3 separate regions of the Mus musculus genome follow, and all the other regions are linked to region 2. The links are chromatin loops, found by intact Hi-C in ENCODE. Cell type or tissue: left cerebral cortex. All regions are shown on one strand.

The links. A loop is a pair of places that touch in the nucleus more often than their neighbours do. Peaks named below come from ENCODE experiments on the same cell type or tissue, not always from the same donor. Only the 100,000 strongest peaks of a DNase experiment are listed, where the experiment ranks them.
Region 1: it touches region 2 in a loop (2.3-fold over the local background); 7 of 42 quality-filtered maps call a loop at or near these places.
Region 3: it touches region 2 in a loop (7-fold over the local background); 8 of 42 quality-filtered maps call a loop at or near these places.

Annotation. Positions count from the first base shown.
Region 1 is chr3:20,027,013-20,035,012 of GRCm38, reverse strand. Hps3 (HPS3, biogenesis of lysosomal organelles complex 2 subunit 1) reads left to right here. Exons shown (of 17, transcript NM_080634.4): 2 at 4,208-4,699; 3 at 5,695-5,866; 4 at 5,968-6,053. Among named protein-coding and RNA genes, the nearest start is that of Hps3, 4.3 kb to the left of the region's middle. In left cerebral cortex, no CTCF peak of the experiment used is centred here; DNase peaks (open chromatin) are centred at 4,131, 4,195, 6,099 and 7,512; H3K4me3 peaks cover 834 bases; H3K27ac peaks cover 602 bases.
Region 2 is chr3:19,625,696-19,633,695 of GRCm38, reverse strand. It overlaps n-TRacg3 (a tRNA gene), which reads left to right and starts at 5,665; the gene lies at 5,665-5,737. n-TYgta1 (a tRNA gene) reads right to left here and starts at 5,341; the gene lies at 5,249-5,341. n-TYgta2 (a tRNA gene) reads right to left here and starts at 4,914; the gene lies at 4,826-4,914. n-TAagc14 (a tRNA gene) reads right to left here and starts at 4,701; the gene lies at 4,629-4,701. In left cerebral cortex, a CTCF peak has its summit at 4,736; DNase peaks (open chromatin) are centred at 3,703, 4,901, 5,349, 5,679 and 1 more place; H3K4me3 peaks cover 2,149 bases; H3K27ac peaks cover 1,947 bases.
Region 3 is chr3:20,150,457-20,158,456 of GRCm38, reverse strand. It overlaps Gyg (glycogenin), which reads left to right and starts at 3,341. Exons shown (of 7, transcript NM_013755.4): 1 at 3,341-3,459; 2 at 5,592-5,727; 3 at 7,330-7,504; 4 at 7,756-7,918. The coding sequence starts at 3,453. In left cerebral cortex, no CTCF peak of the experiment used is centred here; a DNase peak (open chromatin) is centred at 3,482; H3K4me3 peaks cover 1,502 bases; H3K27ac peaks cover 717 bases.

The DNA.
Region 1 (8,000 bases), 400 kb before region 2:
AAGGGATTGGTGCTCTTCTAGGCTGGCTGCTGACAGTCAGTGTGGGTCGGGCACTAAGTGCTAAAGTCATTTTGTGTAGTTGTTTTAGCGACCGCAGATCCGGTGTCGTGCCACGGTCCGGTGCTTGCCTAGTTTGCTTGAAGCCTTGGTCTGATCCTCCTTACTCAGATTGCTTCAACTAGTCATTCTAGCACTTTGGAGGTAGAGACCGGAGGATCTGAAGTTTAAGGTCCTCTGCAGTTTGGTGAGTTCCATTCTAGCCTAGGCTACAAGTAATCATGTCTCGAAGCAAAACAAAGCAGACACCCCACGTGGAGATGCAATGCTGACTGATCCCGTCCACAGCTTGAAATAAAGACGTGTGGCTCGGTTCCACTTATGCCAGACCCTTAAAAGATTAATGTAAGAAAACAAACCTGGTTCAAGAGAAAGAGGAGGGAGAATGATATCCTGAAGTTCACAGGAGGCTCGACCTCAAAAGTTATCTCAAATCGGAGCCAGCCCTTTTACCTCTTAAGTCACTATCACTTGTGGTTGATTTATTACATTGGGTTGTATCAAATGCTTGGCCCTGGTTGGATACTAATGACTTGAGCCACACCGACTGGAGGAGGCTAGCACTAAACCATGATAACCTCGTTCTTGAAACCTTGAAGAACAAAGATGCTTTTATTACCATGTTGGCTGCCTTAAAGAGCTTCAGGAATCATGTGGGATGGCATAAGTATCACGGGCCATATAACTCAAAGGTAGCATTCAGTCCACAGTTGAACTTCAACTTCTGAGTGTAACTTCTATTAACCCATGCATGACTAAACATTAATAGGCTGACCCCTGGCAATGCCTAAGTTCAGAAAACCTGTCTGATGTCTCCTTTGATGCCTTTTTTTCTTCTGAGTAAATGTTCTGGTCTGTGTTCTCTCAGTGCCTAGTGTCCTCTGCCATAGCAAATCCACCTTGTCAACAACCAGGACTATCTGTGCATTTATATTTACTGTGAATGTTTTGGAGGCCTTTTTCCCAGGCAGAAAGCATTTTCTTTTTCTGTCAGGTCCAAAGGAAACCCCAAGTCCCAAACTCCAAAGGGCAGTCCAAAGATCCAGACGTGAGCTCCTCCATGGCTATAGGAGGAGTTCTGGTGTTTAGTTAAAAGCCAGCCTTCCTTCCTCAGGAACTTGTGGAGGCAGTTCCTGTCTGTCAGAGGAGTCATTTCCCTTACCTCTGGCAAAAGGAGCTATGGCTCTTCAATCTACATACACGTGTGATACTACTCCTCAGCATCCCAAGGTCCAGGCTAGCCTCAGGCCTCCCTCAGTCCCTGAAGTACCTATTACATATTTCCAAGTCCATGCTATCTCACTGTGCTCTTCTCTCTCTTGCAGATAACCTTGGCCATGTCTATTCAGCTGGCCATGTTCAGGTTACTTCTTTCTCTCTCTGCTCTGGATTCATCCAGATCTTCTGGCTGTTTCTCCCTCTCCCTCTCCCTCTCCCTCTCCCTCTCCCTCTCCCTTTCCTTTTATCTCCTTCTCCCTCGTCCCTCTCCCTCCATCGCCTTTTCCCTCCTCCCTCTAACTCTACCCTCTCCCTCCTCCCTCTCCCTCTCTATCTCCCTCCTCCCTCTCTTTCTCCCTCTCCCTCCTTGCTCTCCCCTCCTCTCTGTACCCCACCTATCTTCAATAAAACAAAACCATTTCCCTTAACTATACCATGGAGGGGTCATGTTGACAGTTTTACTTTGTACGGGCCCACCCCCTAACCCCCCCCCCCCCCAAGCCTACACTTACTAATCAGCCAAATGCTGCTCTCCCTTTGTAAGTTGTGGGCACTCAGTAAGTCATCTGTGGGGTCCCTGTAACCAGATTTCTGTGGCTCATGGTTTGAGAGGGTTCAGCCCACCATAGTGGGTAGGGTTCACATCATGGTGACTAGAAGGTAAAGCAGAAACAGGAAGGACTAGGGCAAGATAGAATTGCCAGATATCCCCTCTTCATCAGTGACCGTCCTCCCAGAAGTCTCTTTCCTCTAGCCAGACTCCCCTCCACCCAACCCTACCACACCAAAGTTTCCAAAACGGATTAGTGCATTCATTAGGTCAGAGCTCATGATCTAGACATTTTTGGAAACGTTGTCACAAGAAATAACCAGAGGTGTGCTCTTAGGTGTTTCTTTGCCCAATCAAGTTGAGATGATGAACCATTACAAGAGCATTAAGGAAGGAAGGAAGGAAGGAAGGAAGGAAGGAAGGAAGGAGAAAGGAAGGAAATAAGGAAGGAAGGAAAAATGTAGATGGTAGGTTTGGAATTTTTTTTATTAAACAATTTTTTATTAGCTATTTTCTTCATTTACATTTCAAATGCTACCCTGAAAGTCCCCTATACCCTCCCCCTGCCCTGCTCTCCAACCCATCCACTCTTGCTTTCTGGCCCTGGCATTCCTTGCAAGACCAAGGGCCTCTCCTTCCATTGATGGCCGACTAGGCCATCTTCTGCTACATATGCAGCTAGAGACGAGCTCAGGGTGTACTGGTTTGTTCATATTGTTGTTCCTCCTATAGGGTTACAGACCCCTTCAGCTCCTTGAGTACTTTCTCTAGCTCCTCCATTGGGGGCCCTGTGTTCCATCCAATAGATGACTGTGAGCATCCACTTCTGTATTTGCCAGAAACTGGCATAGCCTCACAAGAGACAGCTATACCAGGGTCCTTTCAGCAAAATCTTGCTGCCATATGCAATAGTGTCTGGGTTTGGTGGCTGATTATGGGATGGATCCCCGGGTGGGGCAGTCTCTGGATGGCCCTTCCTTCCATCTTAGCTCCAAACTTTATCTCTGTAACTCCTTCCATGGGTATTTTGTTCCCAGTTCTAAGAAGGGGCAAAGTATCCAAACTTCGATCTTCCTTCTTCTTGAGTTTCATGTGTTTTGAAAATTGTATCTTGGGTATTCTAAGTTTCTGGGTTAATATCCACTTATCAGTGAGTGCATATCATGTGAGTTCTTTTGTGATTGGGTTACCTCACTCAGGATGATATCCTCCAGATCCATCCATTTGCCTAAGAATTTCATAAATTCATTGTTTTTAATAGCTGAGTAGTACTCCATTGTATAAATGTACCACACTTTCTGTATCACATTCCTCTATTGAGGGACATCTGGGTTTTTTCCAGTCACACTAATTTCCCTGTCTCCTGACACCTGTACTAATAGGAGAATTATTAAATATCTATGGCACATGTGTATAGGATATTTTATAAATCTAACAGGTGGATAGCCATGTATCAGTCTGGAGGAAACGATTTATTCATTATTTAAATTATTACAGGTGGTTTTTGTTTTATGTTTATGCTATGCAGTTACTTGGATTCCACCACCCCAATACCCCAGAAAGTTACTAACCTGCATGCTTGAGGTTTTTAATTCATGAAACAGGTATAATAAAAATTACTATAGTTATAGCAAGTCATTACAAAAACTGTGATTATTAAGTTCAACATGAATTTAAAATTGTAGCTTGTTAAATAGATTTAGTGTGATAGCACAAAGAAGACAAAAGCCTTTCTGGGACCCATGTTTATATGAAAGGAAGTGTTTTGAAGGTCACACACCAGACTCTGTGTAAACCTTAGCTCTTAACGATGAGATTGAAAGGGGAGGTCGTTATTGTTTTTATTTTGTATTTCACTATTTTGATTTTCACAACAAATGTTATTTTCATAGGGAAAACCATCCCATATCATCACCAGATAAAAGAAGATTAACTTGGATTTATATTTCATTTGGCTATTTCTAGTTTTATCTTACTTTGAAGCGTTGTGACTTTTCTAGGATGTGAAGGAAATGTCATCCGTTAATTCTGTTAAATTCAGAGTTCCTTAATTCATACCTGAATTTTGTAAGCTATACTAATATTACTGTAGCTTAGTAGAGCTTCGCTAGAGTTACACATTTTCAGCGGTGATAAGATTGCTAGATGAAATGTAAATGAGTCATCGTAAGACACTAAGATGGGAAGAGACTGTATTTCAGAACCTCTATGGCTGATGTAACTTAAAAACACACCTCAGAGGCTGTTGCTTAGATGTCAGCTGTGTTCCTTCTTTGAGTTAGTGATTCCTGTGTTATATTATACATTCCATTTTCAGGCAGCAAAATAAGTCGTTGAGTTTGTAATTCTAAGATCCAAATGCAATCTTGCTTCCTTTTTTAGGAGACTATCTGGTAGCAATTGAGGAGAAAAACAAAACTATATTCCTGCGTGCTTACGTGAATTGGAGGAGTAAGAGGAGCGACAACTCCCGTGTGTGCATTCGAATGGTTGGCCACAATGTGGAGGCATCCTTCTGTGAAAGCTTTAGAGACCAGATGTCTATAATTGAGATGCCAATGTCTGAGGCCCCTTTGTGCTTTTCGTGTTGTCCTGTGAAAGGAGATCTTCTTGTTGGATGTACAAATAAGTTAGTGTTATTTACTTTGAAGTATGATATCATTAATGAGGAATTCTCAATATTGAACTTTGAACGTTCATTAATTATACACATAGATAATATCACTCCTGTTGAAATCTCTTTTTGTGTTGGATATGTTGCTGTCATGTCTGATTTAGAAGTCTTACTCCTAAAACTGGAGTCAGACCCTATACATGGAGAGAGTGTTGACCACCACCCACAAGAAACCAGCAATCCATTGAAAGAGGCGGAAGGTACGTGATGCATTTGACTTTCTAGTTTTAACTATAGAGAAATCATCTTTTTGATAACCTTTAAAGAAACCTGGTATCTATAGTGGCATGCCACAGTTCTTATGGGCTTAGGTCTTCCTGTTACCCTGGTTTGTGTTTATGACTATCCATAGTTGATTCTGCACTGTGTAAATATATTTCTACTTGTATTTGTCAGTAGGTGAGTAATGGAGCAACTGTTAATAGATGAGGGGTTTCTAAAGAGAAAACAGTTGGTGTTCTTTTGTTGAGACAGGGTCCCATTGTGTCCCTAGCTTCCCTGGAACTCACTTGATGCAGGCTCTGCTCAAATTTGGGATCTTCCTGTCTCAGGTTCCTGAGTGTAGTCATTATAGCTGTGAGTCCCTGTGCCTGGGTTCCTGAACTACATGGGTTTCCACTCTGTGTTCTCATAGTCAATATTTAATGACATTTAATAACACTAGTTATTTAATAACACTAGTTATTAAATGTTGCCCCCTCCCCATTTTTTAAATTGACAGTGAGCTAGAGGGTTTTTTTTTGTTTTGTTTGTTTGTTTGTTTGTTTTTGAGAGGAATAAACCGTAATTGAAATAATGCCCTCTGTGATACGGATCTCTAGGCAAACCAATGTGGCATTTTCTTAACTATTGATGTGAGAAGGCCTAGCCCATTGAGGATGGTGGCGCTCCAGAGCAGGGAGTCCTGGGTTGTATAAGAAAGCAGGCTGACTGAAACCACTGGGAAGAAGGCAGTAAGCAGCCCTCCTCTATGGCCTCTGAATCAACTCCATCCCTGAGTTCCTGCCCTAACTTCCCCAGTGATGGAGTGTGATCTGAGAATTGTAAACTGAAGTAAATTGTGATCCTCCCTAAGTTGCCTTTGGTCAATGTTCTGTCATAGCAATATAGACACAGCTAGGACATATATGTCTAATGTTCAGTCTGGAAGATGGTAGCGCTTTAGTGGGTAAATTCTTAAATTTTATTTTTTAAGGTGTCAGTAATGAAACTTCACAACTTGAGTCAGAAGATTTTGTTATCTGTCTAAAACCCATGGAACTCATTGGTGAAAAATGTGAACAGTCTGGGATATCTGTTAAACTGGAGTCCACAGGATTAGAAGATGAAAAAGTAAAATATTTACGTGTTCGGCATCTATTGTATAGGTATGAGAGTTCCTTTTCATTCACGAGCTTTTAGCTTTTTCATGCCAGCTTAAAAATCTCTGGAAATTAGATCTCTTCCCTGTCTCTTCTTCAACCCACAGACGTTTTGCTCCAGATATTTCGTCCTATGTCTTGTCTGATAACATCAAGTTACATTCCCTTCAGCTGCTACCCATTCACCAAAGTGGTAAGTATAGCTGAGCGGCAGGGTAGAGAGGTTTGCAAGGCCTGGGCTGGAAGAAAGACCTGTGTGGAGACAGTAGGTTGGGTTTTGTTTTTGTTTTTTCTGCTGAATCTTCCTGAGGAAAGGAAAGTCATATTGGCTAGGAGAAGTGAAACCATTAGGAGGATGTGACCAGAAAACCTCATTTCTTTTTTCTTTTGAAATTGTCTATAGACCCAGAGAAGGAAATCTGTGAGCACTATTGGAGTAGAGGTCTGTCTAGTTCCAGCTGAGTATTTGACACATTTTCTTAGGATGACCTTGTAAGCGAGGTAGAAAAGCACGGTTTGAGTGGAAACTCATTCAGAATGCTACTTTTCAATCCTGCTGCATACTGCATTCCTGGACACTTAAAAATATAATGCGAGATGTAGTGAAGTTGGTCAGGTGCTTTTTTTTTTTTTTTTTAGCAGGAATAAAGCTTCATTCCTAGCACTGAACAAACAGAGGTTTGTGGCGGTATGCACTTGTAATCCTATCACGTGGGAGACAGAGAAGGGAGGGCCGGAAGTGCAAGGTCATCCTCTGACTACACAGTGAGTTCTAGGCTAGCATGGGCTCCATAAGACTTTGTCATTAACAAAAAAAAAAAAAATATGGTGGGGACTCTAATTCTGACTTAATTGGACTGTTTTGAACTTTGGCACCAGTGTCCTTAAGTGTTCACCAGAAATCTGATGAGCGCTGCACTTGCTCATGGCCCGTTCAGCATCTTCAGATGTTTTCTGGGAAGATATTGTTGTAGCCGCATGTATTTATAACATTTAAGTAGATGCTTATTGAATAGCTACACTTGTGCTGAGTACTGAGAGAAAGCAGGCAACATGCTTGTACCTAATTACCTAACTGTGAAAGCAGATACCCATCACGTACTAACAACACTGAAATAGTGCTCTATGGGAAATGAGCCCTGGTATACAAGCCTGTAGCAAAGACCCCCTGTAGAGAGAATAGCTTACATAATGTATGGATGCATCGCCTGAAATTAACAAGCCTCTGGCTTAGGCAGGAAATACAGGTGGGGCATCTAGAAGGAAAAAAAAATTCTGGAAGGGGATGCTGGAAAGGAGACAGATGCATGGTACCTGAGCACAGAGAACTAGCCACGTGACGGAATGTAGGTTAAAGTAAATGGGTTATCTTAAGTCATGATTCTAGTCAGAGAAGAGCCTAGACATATGGCCAAGGTATTGTAAATATATTTTGAGTCTGTGTCTCATTTCTGGGAGCGTGGGGCTGAGAGGAAGAATAAGGCCCCAACTTCAACAACCCCCTGACTTTTTCTTGGGTCTAGAAAGGCTGCTTCCTGAGACTGGATCTGTAGGGTGGAGGAAGGGGAAGAGAGTGTTCCAAATAGAGGAACCCACAAAGTTCTCTCATGAGCAAAGAGTCTGTATTTGAGGAACTGAAAGAGCCAAGACCAGAGAGAGTGGAGAAAAAAATGGGTGTGTGTGGTACAAGGGTGGACATAGAGCTCAAAGCTAGTCAGCGTGTCAGCTCTTTCATTCAGTGAACTACCCATACAGTTGGAATAAAAAGCCCTAATCGTCCAGGGCCAGTGTGACTTAGCTAACTCTGCGTTCATTTGTCTCACCCCGACCTGCTTACTGTTCTCTAGCCAAGTTTCCTTTCCTGTAAAACCTACAATTCCTTCCACCGAGGCCTAGAATGTGCGTGCTTCAGCTACTGCATGAGTGGTATAGTCACATCTTTGAGAGCACAGCTCAAATATCACCGTACCACAGAGGACTTCCCTTGGTTCTCTCACTTTGACTCACTTTTATTTTTATTGTGTGTGTGTATGTGTGTCTGTCTGTCTGTCTGAGTGTGGGCTTGGCATGTGTGTTGCTGGCAGAGGCCAGTGAAGACGTTACAGGTTGTTGTGAGACACCCAACTTGGGAGCTGGGAAC
Region 2 (8,000 bases):
GGGGAATCTAAATGCTGGTGCTCAGGGAGCAGGGGGGAATCTAAATGCTGGTGCTTACACTTTTACAGGGTGTGGGACTCCACCCCAGGGAATGGGGAACAGAGCTCCACATATCCAGGGTTGGTCTTCCATTTAGTTAAATCCATCTTGAAGTGCCTTCACAGACATGCCCAAAGGCTTCCTAAAAGATTCTAAAATCAGTCCTTTGGCAATCAAGATCAACATAGACTGAAAGAAAACCAGGAATTGCAAGGCCAGTCTTGCTTCTAGCTTAATATCTTATACCCAGTAAAATCGAGGAAGTTATGACTGATTCCATCATTAAAACAGAGAAAAATACAAACAAAACAAGGTAAGAACACCAGATGATGTGAATGCTGGAGGCACTGGTGAGCCCTGAAGGAGGGGGCTTAGGAAGAGTGGACACACACACGCAGGACATGGCTTGCAGCATTGATTAATTCTCCTCCAAATTACTTTAATCCCAGAACAAAACAAAACAGCAAATAATTAATCTTGGGTAAACCAAGTGTTCTTGGTGTGTGGGCACAGATGTGCTAGCTCTGCGTGTACGTGCATATGACAGCCAGACACTGACATCAGCTGCCATGAGCTCTCATGCTCTGAATCTTCTGAAGACAGGACAATTGCACAGGCTGACTGGTTAGTGAGCCCCTGGGACTCTTCTGTCTTCATCGCCCAGCACTAGGGTTGCAAGTGTTTTTATGTGGGTACTTGAGCCAACTCCTGGGCTAAAAATGTTAGTAGTTTTCTGCAATACACATCCATCCGTCCTCCTCCCCACAACTATTATAAGCAAAATACACTACACATTCCATAAAGAAGGCTACACTTTATTTGAAATTTAGATGAACTGGGTTTGTTCCAAGTACCAGGCTCTGCTGTGTTCTGCACAACTTGGCCCTGGAAACATGACTCAAGGGACACAAGAATGAAGAAATGACAGCTAGAAAAGCTGTGTGGGGTCACCCATGATACAATAAATCCCCCCAGAAAGTTCCTGTGTATATCACACAGGGAAGGGGCTAACTCCTCCAGAGGGAGGCCTCTGAGAAGCAGCACCCTCAGCATGCACACATACAGAGGCAGGAAGCTCTGGTTGACAGTTTCTGCATACACTGGTTTTAACTAAAGGCCAGTCACTCCTCACTAGTTCTGGGAACAGAGGAAAGCTTTGTCATCCCTGTGGACCTCACCTGGGGTAGGCTTTTTCCCTCCTTGGGTCTGCTACACTGGGGTCCTTGACACAGATTCCATATTAACAATATACTGTCAGCTGGGGCTTCACCTTCTCTCCATAAGGCTTGGTAGATCACCCAGATACAATGGCTCTTCCTTTGGTTTCCTATAGCCAAAGCTGTGGATAAAAACAAACAAACAAACAAACAAACAAAAAACCCCACTTCCTAAAAAATGTGAGCTACTTGCGCATTCCTGTTTTCCCAGTGTGTGGGAGGTAGAGCCAAGGCCGCACCCTATTGAAGGCCAGTCTAGAATACACAAAACCACCACCCCTTACAGTGACAACAGAGGCAAGACCCTCATCCTGAGAATTTCTGCTTTTATGCATCGATCTTAAAAGTTACTGAGAAATAAACCAGCCCTAGCCTTCATCTGTGTAGTGAGATCCCAGTTATTACCTACGCAGAAGAGCCCAGTACCTGATCAGAAACTCCACTGGTCACTTGCCATGTTGCCTCTGCTCATTGGCTCTGTTACAGTTTTTCTTGCTACCTGGCAACAAGGAGTTTGAACATATGACTTTAAATTTTGAATGAGAAATGACATTTCATAAAGATAAAAATCACAAGGAAGGGACTAATTTCAAGTGCTTTACACGCTGGCATTTCATGTATTAAGCTGATTGCAAACTGCTCACTGGAAGCTGTGTTTTATCTTGATAATTGTTCCACCTTCAAAGTTGTTCTTTCTAGATTTCACTTCATCACGAAGATCTTTGAGAAAATGAGTAAAAATTAGCATACCATACTTTCTTCTGAACATTTCTTGGCACAATTTTTGTTGTTGTTGTTGTTGGTTTTTGTTTTGTGTTGGTTTTAGTTTTTCTTTTTTTTGTTTTTTGTTTTTTGGGTTTTTTTGTTTTTGTTTTGTTTTTTTTGTTTTGCACATTTTGGGTTTTTATTGCTGATTACAGACTTTAACTACAAAATGTGCATTGCAAGTCAACAAGACGTTTTCATATGTCCAATAAAAGTTTAAAGAAACAGACAAAACCCACAAAGGACAAGAGAAATACAAGCTTCAAACAATAGAAATTAAGTCTCCACCGTCAAGGCCTGCCAAAAATTTGAAATAACCCAAACCGTGCAAATGTTCAACAGAGACCATGGCCATACATGGGATTGTAAATACTTGTCCCATTAAGGACAAACCAAACAAGTTATCAGTTATGTTGATGATCAAGACAAACAACCTCATTGGCTTACAGCAATATTTTCTGTCCTCTGTAAGAGTTTGTGACAAGTTCAAGAGGTTGGAAACCTGTGTTGCTTCAGCAGGGCGGTGCTCAGAAGTCCACATGGTTCTAAGAAACCATCCTCAGCCCCTGCATGGTTTTAGTTTTTCCGAGACAGGGTTTCTCTGTGTAGCCCTGGCTGTCCTGGAACTCACTCTGTAGACCAGACTGGCCTCGAACTCAGAAATCTGCCTGCCTCTGCCACCCAATTCCTGGGATTGAAGGTGTGCGCCACCACCACTCAGCTTCTTAGCTTTTTGGCACAATTTCTGTGCTAGAAATACCCAGTGAGATGCCCAGCAAGTGGTCCTATCTGACGCCTTCACCAGGCTCTAGTCCTCCTTAGCACCATTGGAACTACACACCCCTGCCGCCATGTTCTTACAAGCTCTTAGTAAAATGCCAGTGGTTACTTTTACACATACGCTATTACATGGCCATCCCATAATGTGTTTAACCACATTCTGTATTTTCAGTCTTGGTCTACTTCCTTGGCTTGGGAAAGCCCAGCACCCCTTTTCTGCACTGTCTTATGTGTTTAGACAGCACATATGTGTTTAGACAACACATATGCAAAGATTCCACGTAACTCCTCGGGGCCTGCGGGTGTAGCATGTTCACCAGGCCCCTTGGTACTGAAGTCTGTCCCAGGCTCTGCAGTGTGCCAGCAGAATACCAGGCTGCATTTATGCCTCTCACTCTCCTCCCCTCCCGTTTCCTTTTCCTCCATCCGCATCCCCCTTCTTATTGATTCTTACTGTGTTCCAGGACCTCTGCTAAGAGAGTGAAATTCTATCTTAAGTGAGAGGAAGTGCCACAGGGCCATCCTGCTTTATGGAAGATGAAAGGGAAATAACCCAGATGCTGAGCACCCTGTCCAATGTCCTACAGAGTCAACACAAGCCACTGGCTCTCACTTCCTGTGTGACTAACCTCTCTGTGACCCAGCCTCCTGATTTTCACATCTGAACCTCTGCACTTCCCTGTCTGGATTGCTGACCTCAGGAAGTGTCTGGATTCTGGTGCAGATACCATCCCTACTATCTGACTTGACATTCCTTTCTCTTTTTACCACATACACTTACAGGAATTGTTATTGTTCACAAATAAGATTTAAGTGGCAAAGCACTGTGGTGAACACCAATAACCCCAGTTCTGGGAAAGCGGAGGAAGACAGTGAAGAGCTAGAGGCCTGCACACCCTGCTCTGGCACACGCATACACACACACACGCACACGCGCACGCACACGCACACACACGGTACTTGGGAGGCACAGGCAACTCAAGCCCAGCTCCTGAAGCCTTTGAGAAGAGGCCTGGTGAACATGCCACACCTGCAGGCCCCGAGGAGTTACTTGGAACCTTTGTAAAATAAGAAAAATACATAATTTTATGTAGGGGGATATATTTAAGTGACAAAGATTTAATCAAAAGCTTTATTGAAAATAACAAAATAGGATTAAAAATGGAAAGATAGAAAGTGGAAGACAGCTAGAAATTGCAGCAGATTGTATACACTGGAAACAAAAGCACACAGGTTGCCCAGGACTCTAAAATGTACAAAGGAATTATGACTTATTATAATCGTCAAAAGGCTAATAATTCTGCCCTTGACTGAAGTATATGTGTGTACGTGTGTAGTATGTCTTTTAACGAGGGAGCCTAAATCGGACCTTTTTTTTTTTTTTTTTTTTTTTTTGGTTCGGTTTGGTTTGGTTTGCTTCATTTGTTCGTTTGTTTTAATTTTCAATTTACCCTCTGTGAAAGTCCCTAGTCTACGCGATGCCCCACAATTTCTTCCTGGAGAAGACTAGAGTCCCGTACGCTTCTGAAGAAAATCACTCCAGCGCCATGATATACACCCTTAGGCCTCGTCCCCCGTGGAGCCACACAGCCCCGGACCCTCAGCTTAGCCAGGGTTTAAAGCTGGGTCTATTTCCGGGTTTTGCTGGGGAGCGGCTGTTGCATACCGGTTAATGCATGCCTGGAAGTTTTGGACACCACACAAAATACAAGGTTGAAAGGTTGAAAATCATCTCGCTGAGTTTTGCCTACTGTCTTTCGGCTTCAATTGAGGTATATAACAATGAAAAGAAAAACTACAGAAATGCAAAGACAAAAAAAGGGGAACTGGAGGATGCGGGCATCGATCCCGCTACCTCTCGCATGCTAAGCGAGCGCTCTACCATTTGAGCTAATCCCCCTCCACCGGCATCTGGCCTTTATGTGCTCCCCTAGAGGAGGAGGAGCGCACTGCGAGGCATGGAAATTTGTTCCGAACATGCCTCATAGATAGGATTAAAAGGTAAAAGAAAATAGCAAGCTCTTTCCTTCGAGCCGGAATCGAACCAGCGACCTAAGGATGTCCACAGCCACAAGCCTACAGTCCTCCGCTCTACCAGCTGAGCTATCGAAGGGAGCGGCAAGCCGGTTGACGGAAGGGCTCCATAACGCCACGTCACTGCTCCGCGCGGCCGGGAAAAAGGTCGCCCCCGTGCGTGGAACGCGGGCTCGCGCAACCGCATACGTGAGGAACCGACTTAGTGGTAGTACACCCGTACTCTGGGACTGGTCGGAGAGCGCTCTCACTATGAGGTCGCAAAAGGTTGACGAGTACGGAAGAATACAGGCCCTTTTGGGAGAGAAAGTCCTCGAACCGCCAAGATGGTTAGCGAGTACAGTAGCTGAGAGTGGGGCCCCGGGCAAGACCGGTAAGTCTAAACACATAAGCATGGAGAAAACATTACTGTCTCCTTCGAGCCGGAGTCGAACCAGCGACCTAAGGATGTCTTCTAACGGGGAGTTAGCTACAGTCCTCCGCTCTACCAGCTGAGCTATCGAAGGGACACAAGAAATGTTCTGCCCCTTGACACTGAACACATCTCAATCAGGAGTTCGGTTGACAGAGGGAGCTGCGCATGCGCACTAGTCAGGACTCAGACGTTAGGGGCGCGGGTCGTTCTACGCATGCGCACAGCCATCGTTTTGCCTCCCGCATTCCTGAGCGGCCTAGAAAGGACCCTAGCACAAAGTCCTCGGGAGGCCCAGGCTCTGGTTCTCATTCTTCGCCTCGCCTGCCTGTGCCACCTTTGCCCTTCTCACTATAAGACTGTAGAGAACGATCTCATGCTGTCATCTCGAAAGCCCCTAGAGTAGCCCACGCCGACGGGCCAGTGGCGCAATGGATAACGCGTCTGACTACGGATCAGAAGATTGTAGGTTCGACTCCTACCTGGCTCGAGCTTTTGGCCCAACCGTGTTGGGCTAGCTCAGTACTTATAGCAGCCTGCATTAATAACCAGCCTGTCCCTGCTCCTGGCCCCATCACCCCTCTTAAGGCACGTGGCGCAGGGCCATTCATTAAAATACATTTTTGACATGGTTCTGAAGCGTTCAGAAAAATATTTTATCTAAGTGGGCCATTACTTGGCATTTTAAGACAGTAAAATGATAAGTGTTTGTCTCCATATTCTGATAATGTGCCCACACAGTTGTAGGGCTTTTTGGTTTTTTTTTGTTTTTTGTTTTTAATCCACCCATTGGCTTGGGTCTTTTCACCAAGTCAGGTGTTTGAGCAAAAGGAGCTAGGTGGCTGTTATCATGCCGACTAGATAGCAGCTGGTATCTTTAAAGTTGTTTAGTGTTTCTCAGGGTTAAAAAAGAAAAAAAGAAAAAAGAACCTTTATGGAAGTTGAGGGAGCGTTGCTTTCCTCCACGTAAGTTCATAGACAAACCAAAGAGCCGCTATCGTGTTCTTAGTTCATTTTCTTATTTTGCAAGGGTAGGAAACAAAGTGATTATTTTCAGGTCATTGTTACAGCATCTTTGCACTGTGAGAGAAACCATCACCCTCAAGCAACTTAAGAGGAAGAAGCACAGGGGACCAAGAAGTGGGGGATGATGGTGGTTTCTTTTATTTTTTTGTCTCTTATTACAAAATTTCACGTGAGCTACAGACACAGTCACACAGGGAAGCCGTAGGAAATGAAGGCTATAGTGTCAGGAAGGCTCCTTCCTCAGTGCCTTCAGTTCCTTTTTCTCTAGGGCCGTAGGGCTCCCCTACAAATCGCTGAGCTCTTGATGAGATACAGCATGCGCTTCAGCCCTTCCCAGTAAATGAGAAAGCCCATTTGTCTCTTAAATGGGGAAACAACACCTTAAATAGAAGAAAGTTCAAATGAAGCAAATGGCCCAAGAGAATTAAAAATAACATGAGTAACGGAACAAAAGTATGTTTCGAAATGCTTATGGTTCTCCTCTAGGAATCCAAGAAGGTATTGCAACAGTGAAAACCAGAACACAGGTAGCAAAAGCATCAGAGAGCAACTGAGTTCTTAAACCTTAAAACCAGGTCTGCTCAGGCAAAAAAATTATACGTCAGACATAGATGATGACCAAATGTGAAGATGTAAATCAGAGTGCACATATCTTGAAGCACATCAGACATTGGAAAGCAAAACATTATAAAAGTGAGAGCATGGAAAAGAGATCCAGAGAACACAACTCCCGAATACATGTTCTAGAACATAAAACAGGCAATCGGGGAGCAAAGTGGCCATCCATGAGGACTGGATAAAAACAGCCAAGGCTGAACACAGGCTGGTGAAATGTAAAACCCTTGGAGGCTTTCACCAATGAGGGCCCAACAAAACAAAAGACAGCAGCCTTGAACAAGAATAAGAATTGGTCTGTAGCCAGACCTAGCAGCAGCACACACTAAAAGGCAGTAGGGCAGGGCCTTTCTGTGAGAAGACAACTTTGAGACAAAATTGCCTACCCAATCAAATAGCACATGTGAAAGCAGAAAGGTCAAATTTGCAGGAGGCTCTGTGCTTGTTTGAATGAGAATGACCCCATAAGCTCAATATATTTGAATGTTTGGTCCACAGTTGGTGAATCTATTTGGGAAAGATTAGGAGGTGTGTCCCTGCGCATCAACTTTGAGGTTTCAAAAGCCCTTACCATTTTAGGTGGATCTCTCCTCTCATCACTCCCTCCCTCCTTCCCTGCCTCTCTTCCTCCATTCCTTCCCCAATGACCCACCTGGTGGCTATGTCACTTTCTTTCTACCATGATGGCCACGAACTAACCTTCTGAAACTGTAAGCCCCAAGTTAGATGCTTGCTTTTACAAATTACATTGTTCATTGTGTCTTACTACAGCAATCGAAAATTAATACAGTCTCTAAATATCTTTCTGAGAGAAAATAAATATAATTTGAAGATGTCATACCAACAAGTTCTCCAGGGAGATGAATCTGAGAAAGAATTAGAATACACATTTTTAATGTATACATTTTTAATGTAGAAATGGAGAGGGGGGACCTGGTACGAAAAACATCATGTAGTAATGCTGAGTTGACAGCTTCTGCCAGCACCTTTGGTAGTTCCAAAGCAAGGACTGCCCTTTAGAAGAGACCCAAGAAGGGCAGAAACAGTTGGGCCCTTTGTACCACTTTCTGGTTCAAAGGCTGGTAACATCTGGAGGATCCAGAACATTCTGT
Region 3 (8,000 bases), 520 kb before region 2:
ACCTGTTTATTTTCCTGAAAGTCATATTCGGTCATATTCTATCTTTGACTCATTCTGTCAGATCTTTCTCTGATTTGTCACTTTGTCTGCCCCTCAACTGGATGTTATTTTTGGGATTAAAGATGTATACTAAAGGTGTGTCAATGGTGTATATTCCAGGCAGAGGGATTAAAAGTGTGTGGCATCTCTGCAGTCCAGCTGTGTCATATATTTGGATGTAACTCCTTGCTAGAGTAGCCCTGTTGCTGGATTAAAACTCCTCTGCACTTAAGTGAGACTGGCACTTTATTGTCTTTACAATGGCTATATCCATAACCCTGAGGCTTTCTGAACTAATTTCCAAGACTTGAAGATTAAACAAAACTTAAAATTTAAGTTCATTTTAGAAATTAATTGAAAAAATACAAGCTTATTTATTTATGTAAAAGAATTTTCTTTTATAAATATACTCATAAATTTCTTTTTTCTGTGCCTTCATTTTTAAGTTATATTTCTTTAGTCTATTGTGAAAGGGTAGGAGTGGGAGCTTGCTGTTAATTATGATTGTGGAGAAAACAACTTGCAGGAGCATCCTCTCCTGCTTTGTGGTTCCTGGGCATTGAACTCAGGTTGTTTCCTTGGCAATAAGTGCCTTTATCCACTGAACCATCTCACTGGCCCAGAAAGTGGCTTTATGAAAGGGGGAGGTTATTTAGATGAGACTGGAGTGCTGAAATAGTAAAATAGTAAAATACAAAGTTGCAAATACATTGTCCCAAGTAAATACATTGTTGCTGTTGCCGTTCATATCCATATTTAGAATGTCCTAAAACTTTATGCATTATCTGGTAACCTAATTTGGTTTTATCAGCTATACTGAAGTTTCTACAAACAAGATCTCAGAATGAAGGGCCTCTCTCCTTTCCAGCATCCCTTTCATTTTCTGTCTTTCTCATCAGTAAAGGCTGTAAACTCTAACTCTCTCTCTCTCTCTCTCTCTCTCTCTCTCTCTCTCTCTCTCTCTCTCTCTCTCTCTCTCTTCTCTCTCTCTCTCTCTCTCTCTCTTCCTCCCTCTCTCCCTCCCTCCTTCTTCTCCCTCTCTCCCTCCCTCCCTCCCTGCTCTCTTGGAACCCAAGACTACCAGCACAACCCACAAGGGGCCCTTCCCCCTTGATCACTAATTGAGAAAATGCCCCACAGCTGGATCTCGTGGAGGCTCCCAACTGAAACTCCTTTCTCTGTGATAACTCCAGCCTGTGTCAGGTTGACACACAAAATCAGCCAGTACATGGGTTTTTTTCTGTTTTTTCTTTTGTTTTGTCTTTTGTTTGTTTGTTTACATGACCCATCTATTATCCTGGAAAAGAGCCACTCACCATTGAAGCACCTACTACTCTATCTCCTTCCTCCATTTAAGTACAGTTTAAGTATAGCCTTTACACCTCCTAAAGAGAGCAATTCTTGTAAGCACACAAGGTTTGAGTAAGTGGAAAATCGTGTTTTCCCTTTGCCCTGCAGTTTTGTTTCTTAAAAATGACATATATGCCAAGTACTAGAAGGTCTTCCTAACATGGTCCATTGGCCTTCAAGCCACAGTGGGTATGGAAAGACTAGGAAGGACTCAAAAGAGCTTCGTGAAGGGTAACACTTCAAAAGCTCTGACCTTAAGATCCTAGCGCTTGGGAGGCAGAGGCAGCGGATTTCTGAGTTCAAGGTCATCTTGGTCTACAAAGTGAGGTCCAGGACAGCCAGGGCTACACAGAGAAACCCTGTCTTGGAAAAAAAAAAAAAAGAAAGAAAGAAAAAGATTCCGATTCTATGTGTATCCCTGTATTCTCACTCAGAAAACTCAGGGAGGAGACTCATTTTAGGCCAGAAATAGGAGGGCAGCTTTGCCTTCACAACTAAACCTTGTACCAAACAACAATGAAAATAATCACCTTAGTTTCTCAGGGCAGGAGGACAGCACAAGCCTGATGTGTACAAGACTCTGTGTTTGAGCCCTAACATTGCAGATTAAAAAAGAAAAGAAAAACATCTTATTCTATGCTGGCTCCTCCGACCTGATCACTACACATTGTAAGCCCAACTGACAATACTGCAAAAATGTATAAAGTTAATACAATATCAGTTAAAAATAGAGTGTAGTTTTCAAATGATGCCTCTAGGAGACCTGGACTAAAGAACAAAAATTGACTTTTTAACTTGTACTGGTTGAGTCTAGTGGAGGAGGTCTAAGCCCACAGGCCAAGGAGCAATGGTGTAGATATGGCCTAGGATGATGGGTGTGGGACTGTATCTTTATAGACCCTCTGTGAATATATAGAATCTTCTGCCACATCTAGTACCCAGTGCCATAGCCTAGCAAAAGAGTAGCATTTATGTGTTTACCTTAATGCTCTCACTGCTGCCTGGGGACTGGGGCAGGTGTTCGGCATCATGGAAGAATACCATATTGCATATCACTAACCAATGAAATATCAAAATTCAAAGTGGTTTCTGATGATGGATAATGCTTTTGAACTAATATGAAGTTGGAAATTGGAAGTTCAGCAACGACTGTAAGTTGAGGACTATATTGAGGATTGCAGTGCTGTCTTTCCCTATTCTTCAGTATCTGTTTCCTGCTTTGAGTTGATATTGTCACCGTTCATTATTGAGAAAAGATTTACAGAGCGCCGATCCACCATTGCTGTGCTTGGGCCGAGTGGGTGGGAGGGAGAATTGTGTTTGCAAGGTGCAGGCTACATTAGAAAAGTATTTCTCAACTTCCCCCCTGAAATGACAAATTGGCCTTCAAGATTTGTGAAATAGATGAACCGAAACAACTGAATTACCTAAGCAGAATTACGGGAACTTACTACCCTTTATCCAGAACCAGTATGCTAAAGGCACTGGGGCTTTCTATGGGAGTGTGTTGATCTGAAACAAACCTCTCCTCTTAAGGCTTATTATCATAGCAAAGTAACTTAACTTTCTGAGCCTGAGTTTCTCCTACCTACAAGTATATGGCATTATGGGATTCCTATGCCCTTGACTTGGTAAAAGGGTCTTAACTACCTGATTAAAACCAGTGGTAAGATTCTAAATATTTGGCAAAACCGTTCTCTTCAGTTTAAAAAGTTTAAATGAATACTGTAACTGGCGTGGCTTTCGAGAGGTCTCTGTTAATTGAAAGTTTATTACCCTTCCTTTTCCTGCCACAGGCCACACAGCTCTGCCCCCTTTCTTTCCCAGGCCCTGGAAGGAACGCCCGCGGCGCAGTCCCCAACAGGTGTCCCCTGGGCACAGCAGCCTGCGGGTCCCCAGGGTCGCCCCGCCCGCAGTGCGCACCGGGGAGGATGCGGCCTGGGCTTGAGCCTGCGCGGCCACGTGACGGCCGCTATAAGAGCGGCGGGCTGCGGACTCCCGCCCTCCCTGCTGGCCGCGGTCACCTACCGGCGCCCGGCTCCTCCGACCCACCCGGCCACACTATGACAGGTACGCCCCGCGTAACCGGGTCCCGCGACGTCGCCGCCCCTAAGCCCGGGAAGCTCCGGGTAGCTCGCGAACCGTGGAGAGCGGCTCCGGCTGCTAACCGAGCCGCGCTGCAGAGCGGTGGCTTCCGTCTCCCGCATCCGGGGAAGGCCAGGCGGGGTGGGGCGGGCGCCGGACGCACCGGGGTCGCACGGAGCCCGGAGGTGCTCCTGCCATGGGGAGCAGCAGGCGCCCTACGGAAACACCGGGTTGCGGCCCTGCTCTGGCCGCTGCACTGATCCTATTTTTAGGCCTCAGCAGCCGGGTGCTGCTACATGGGAGCCGGCTAGCGCCCCGGGCGGGCCTCAGTGCCACTTGTTGCAAAGTGTCAGGCCCTAGGCGAATAAACCCCAGGACTGGGCACTAGAGGTAACTGGCCCTTCTGAAAGCTTGAAGCTGTAGCCTGGGTTATGACAGCAACTGAACGGCCATCTGAAGGTTAAACCACCCAGCTGTCAATTGTCTTACTGTCCATTTGTAGGCTAAGTCTGGTGTTTTAGCTTGTGTTTATAACATCTGGCCCCTCCTTTTGTTAATTTAACCTGAGAAAGCATAGCGTAGCTTCCTGTAGTTTTTACATACCCGTTTATTACACCACCTCTACGTTTCTCCGCCACCTCCTGAAGTCTCTTTGGATTTAACACATTGTGCTCATTTTTAAGTACTTTTGGGGCAAAATGGTTTTGAAATGTTACTGTCTCAGAAATGTTCTAAGAATAACACAGGCGAGTATCAGCCGAGGTTGATGGATGTGGCAAATGTCATTACAGAGTATAATTGACTGGAGGTAGGGAATTCACAACTTTCTTCATCTTGGTAGTGTAGTGGGTTGTTCTGAAAGATGGCCCGGTAGTATGAGTTAAAATGGCTTTCAGGTTTCCTTCTGGGGAATGCGCTGGATAACCAGACAACCCACCCACCACACTGTCCCTGCTCAGTGGAATTCCCACTGCTTCTAGCATCCACACCGGAAAATAAGCAAGGGGAAATGAGGAAACCTGAGAGTAACACTGACAAAATCTCCTAACTCTCTTCTTGGACATCAGTCACCCCAAATGACTGCTGTGGAGCTTGAACCTTAGGATCCCTATGCGCTTTGGAGCCCCAGCAACTGCTAATGTTAAAGTCCCCGTCAGAGGTGGTCCCCAGAGTAATCTTACAAAAAGCCTGAAAAATCTTACAGGCTGATATAATGAGGACTCTTCAGTGGGAGAAAGAATTCATGTTTGACTTCTGTTCTGGATGGGGGTTTGGGAAAATTGGCATGTATGTCCATGTCTCTTGTTAGGGGAGGAGGGGAGAATGGGGAAGGTGGTATATTGCTCATTTTCCCAGAAAAGTAAAGGCAGCTGGCCATGGGTTACACCTTTAATTACTAGTACTTGGTATTGGAGACAGGGTTGTTGTCTGGTCAGCTTGGTCTATGCAGCCAAGCCCTAGCTCAGAACAATAAAAGCTGGGAACATAATTTATCGGTAGAACGCTTCCCTAACGTATGGAAGGTTCGGAAGCATGCAGATTGGGACCCCAGGGAAGAATGTGGGTTAGGATAAAGAAAAGACAGAGAAAGGAGATAGAGATGGAAGGAGACAACAAGAGAGAGGTTGGATAGAGTCGGCGTCTAAACTCACCAACAGTGATTGGTCTCTAGTAGGTAAGGCCGCTGTGGGAAGTTCAGTCTTGGCAGATGCTCAGTTACTTTCTGGGGTGGTGGGTAAGGAGGATCTTGCCTGGATGAAAATACCACTCACCAGGCCTTGTAAGAGCAAGGAAGTGTGCTTCGGAATATTCTCATCACCACCCGTTTCCTAAGCTCCACTCCCGGGGTACAGTTTGCTCTAAGGATTTGTATGGACTCTAACTGGGGTTTGAGTTTTGTGGTTGTTGTGATCGTCTTGGAGGTTACCTGGCATTCCTGCTAAGCTGCAGGTTTAGCCTATTCCTAGATAGATACCTGTGTGAGCTTTCCCACAAAAGGGGCCGCTGCCTCATTAACTAAGTTGATCTGTGAGATGATTTTGCTGAACTGTTGGTTGAGAGAACACCTGGGGAAAATTCTTTTCAGCTGAGATATGCTTCTTTTTCTTTGTATTAAGATCAGGCTTTTGTGACGCTGACCACAAACGATGCCTATGCCAAAGGTGCGCTGGTCCTGGGCTCATCTTTGAAACAGCACAGGACTACTAGGAGGATGGTTGTACTCACCAGCCCACAGGTTTCAGACTCCATGAGGTAAAGATTACCTGCCTGTCTGTCTCCTTGTCCTTGGAACACTAACACTCTTCTCCCTTGTACCAGTGGCACGGAGCCTGCACCTTCCTGGGGAGCGGAGCACTAAGTAAAAACAGATAATCAATGCCAAGCTAAAGATTATGGAATTTGACATTCCTTCCCCATTTTGGGGAGATGTCCCAGGATTCCTCCAGGGAGGTTCCGTCTGTATTCCATCTTCCTGATTCCATCTCAGGAGAGAGAACTGCCCCCTTACTGAGTCTTCTGAGGGGGATCCTGCCAAGTTCTGTCTGTCCTCACTCGTCTGTAGTCCTTTTCCCCCAAATGAAACTAGGATTGTATTGTTTCCTGCAAACAAGGAAACCTTCAGGTGCTATTGAACATTGTCATTTCTAGCTGATATTTGTCACCTAGTGATCTTTATGTATGAGAGAATAAAGTCCTTCTTATTAGGCTTCTGAAACTGCTATTTTGTTGGGGACACATGCTGCGAAGTGTAAGCTGCTTATTGATTCATTGGTTCATTTTGAGTTTGGAAATTCAGTTTGCGATATCTGTATAGTAAACTTAAGAAGATTTTGGTGTTTCAGCAGCTTTGTGCTGTCTTGTTTTTACTACCTCCTGGCCTTCTTAGAAATTGAGAATACCTTATATTTTTTTAAAATGTAAACATAGGCCAAGGGCCTTTAAAAAATAAGGCACTATACATATGTGCATATACATATATATGTATCTTCCACATTAATGACATTGATCCTACATGGCTCTTGAGAAAGGTGCTCCAAACTCTTTCTTCTGATATATCCATTAGTGAGGATGTGAAACACCCAGATCTGGTCTTGTACCCCACTACCATGACTCACTACAGTCGCCAGTGTCAAGGCCAAGGTTGCTCTGTGAACTAAAATGTATTTGTTAGCCAACTTACCTAACTTGAGAGATGAAATGCAACACCAATCTTTCTTCTGTTAAAGGCTTCTCAGTAGTTAAATGTTCGTATCGTTCAGTTTTCCTCTAGCTAGATACAGTGTCTGTTTCATTAACATGCCACTAAAGACATGGAAACCTGAATTCAATCCCCAGTACCCATATAAAAATCTTGCATCATGGTGCTACATGTCTGTAATATCATCACTAGGGAGGCAGAGAGAGTTGGATCACTGGAGTTCACTAGCCAGCCATCCTGACCTAGTCAGTAAGTTCCAGGTCCCACTGAGAAAAGATTTCTCAAAAAACAAAAACAAAAACCACCAAAGCAGATAGTTCCTGAGCATGACCAGTGACTTCAGCACGCACATGCTCTCCTGTGTGTGCACTCTAACTGATGAGTGCACACACACACACACACACTCTTAAGTTAGGTGACATCATAGCAGTTATCATTACTTATGGGATTTACTTCATGTGCACGTGAACACATAAAGTGTGTTCTGAAGTGCATAAAGACAGATGTAAGAGGGTAGACTATGTCAGCGCACCCGTTGTCTTGTGATTGACAGGTTATGAAGTAGAGTAAGGGAATACTCTTAATACTCTTAAAGTAAGTGTATCATGTGCTATGAAAAGAGTATATGTGATGCTTTCTGGAACTTATTTTTACAGAAAAGTTTTAGAGACTGTCTTTGATGACGTCATCATGGTAGATGTCTTGGACAGTGGTGATTCTGCTCATCTAACCTTAATGAAGAGACCTGAGTTGGGCATCACATTGACTAAACTCCACTGCTGGTCACTTACTCAGTATTCCAAATGTGTGTTCATGGATGCAGATACTCTGGTGAGTGTGGCTTTAAGGGCTGAAAAGATGTGCATAGTAAGGGAGACCTGCTACTCATTTGAGAAATGCTATCAAGACATGACAGATAAAGCCACTATCATAAGAAGTGTCAAGTGATGAAGGAGAATAATCCTAGGCTGCCATATAGCTGTCCCCATCTTTTGTTTTGGGTAACCGGGAGAACCTTAGAAGGGTGTGCCAGGGCAAGAACATTCTTGAAATTCCTTTCTTTGTCTTTCTCCTTGAACCAGGTCCTCTCAAATATTGATGATCTGTTTGAAAGAGAAGAATTATCAGCAGCACCAGACCCAGGGTGGCCTGACTGTTTCAATTCTGGAGTCTTTGTCTATCAACCCTCCATTGAAACGTATAACCAGCTGTTGCATCTGGCTTCTGAGCAAGGTAGTTTTGATGGTAAGTACCTGCTATCATGCATTTGATAAGCTACTAGTAAGTCTCTATATATTTAACTAACTCTCTCTCTCTCTCTCTCTCT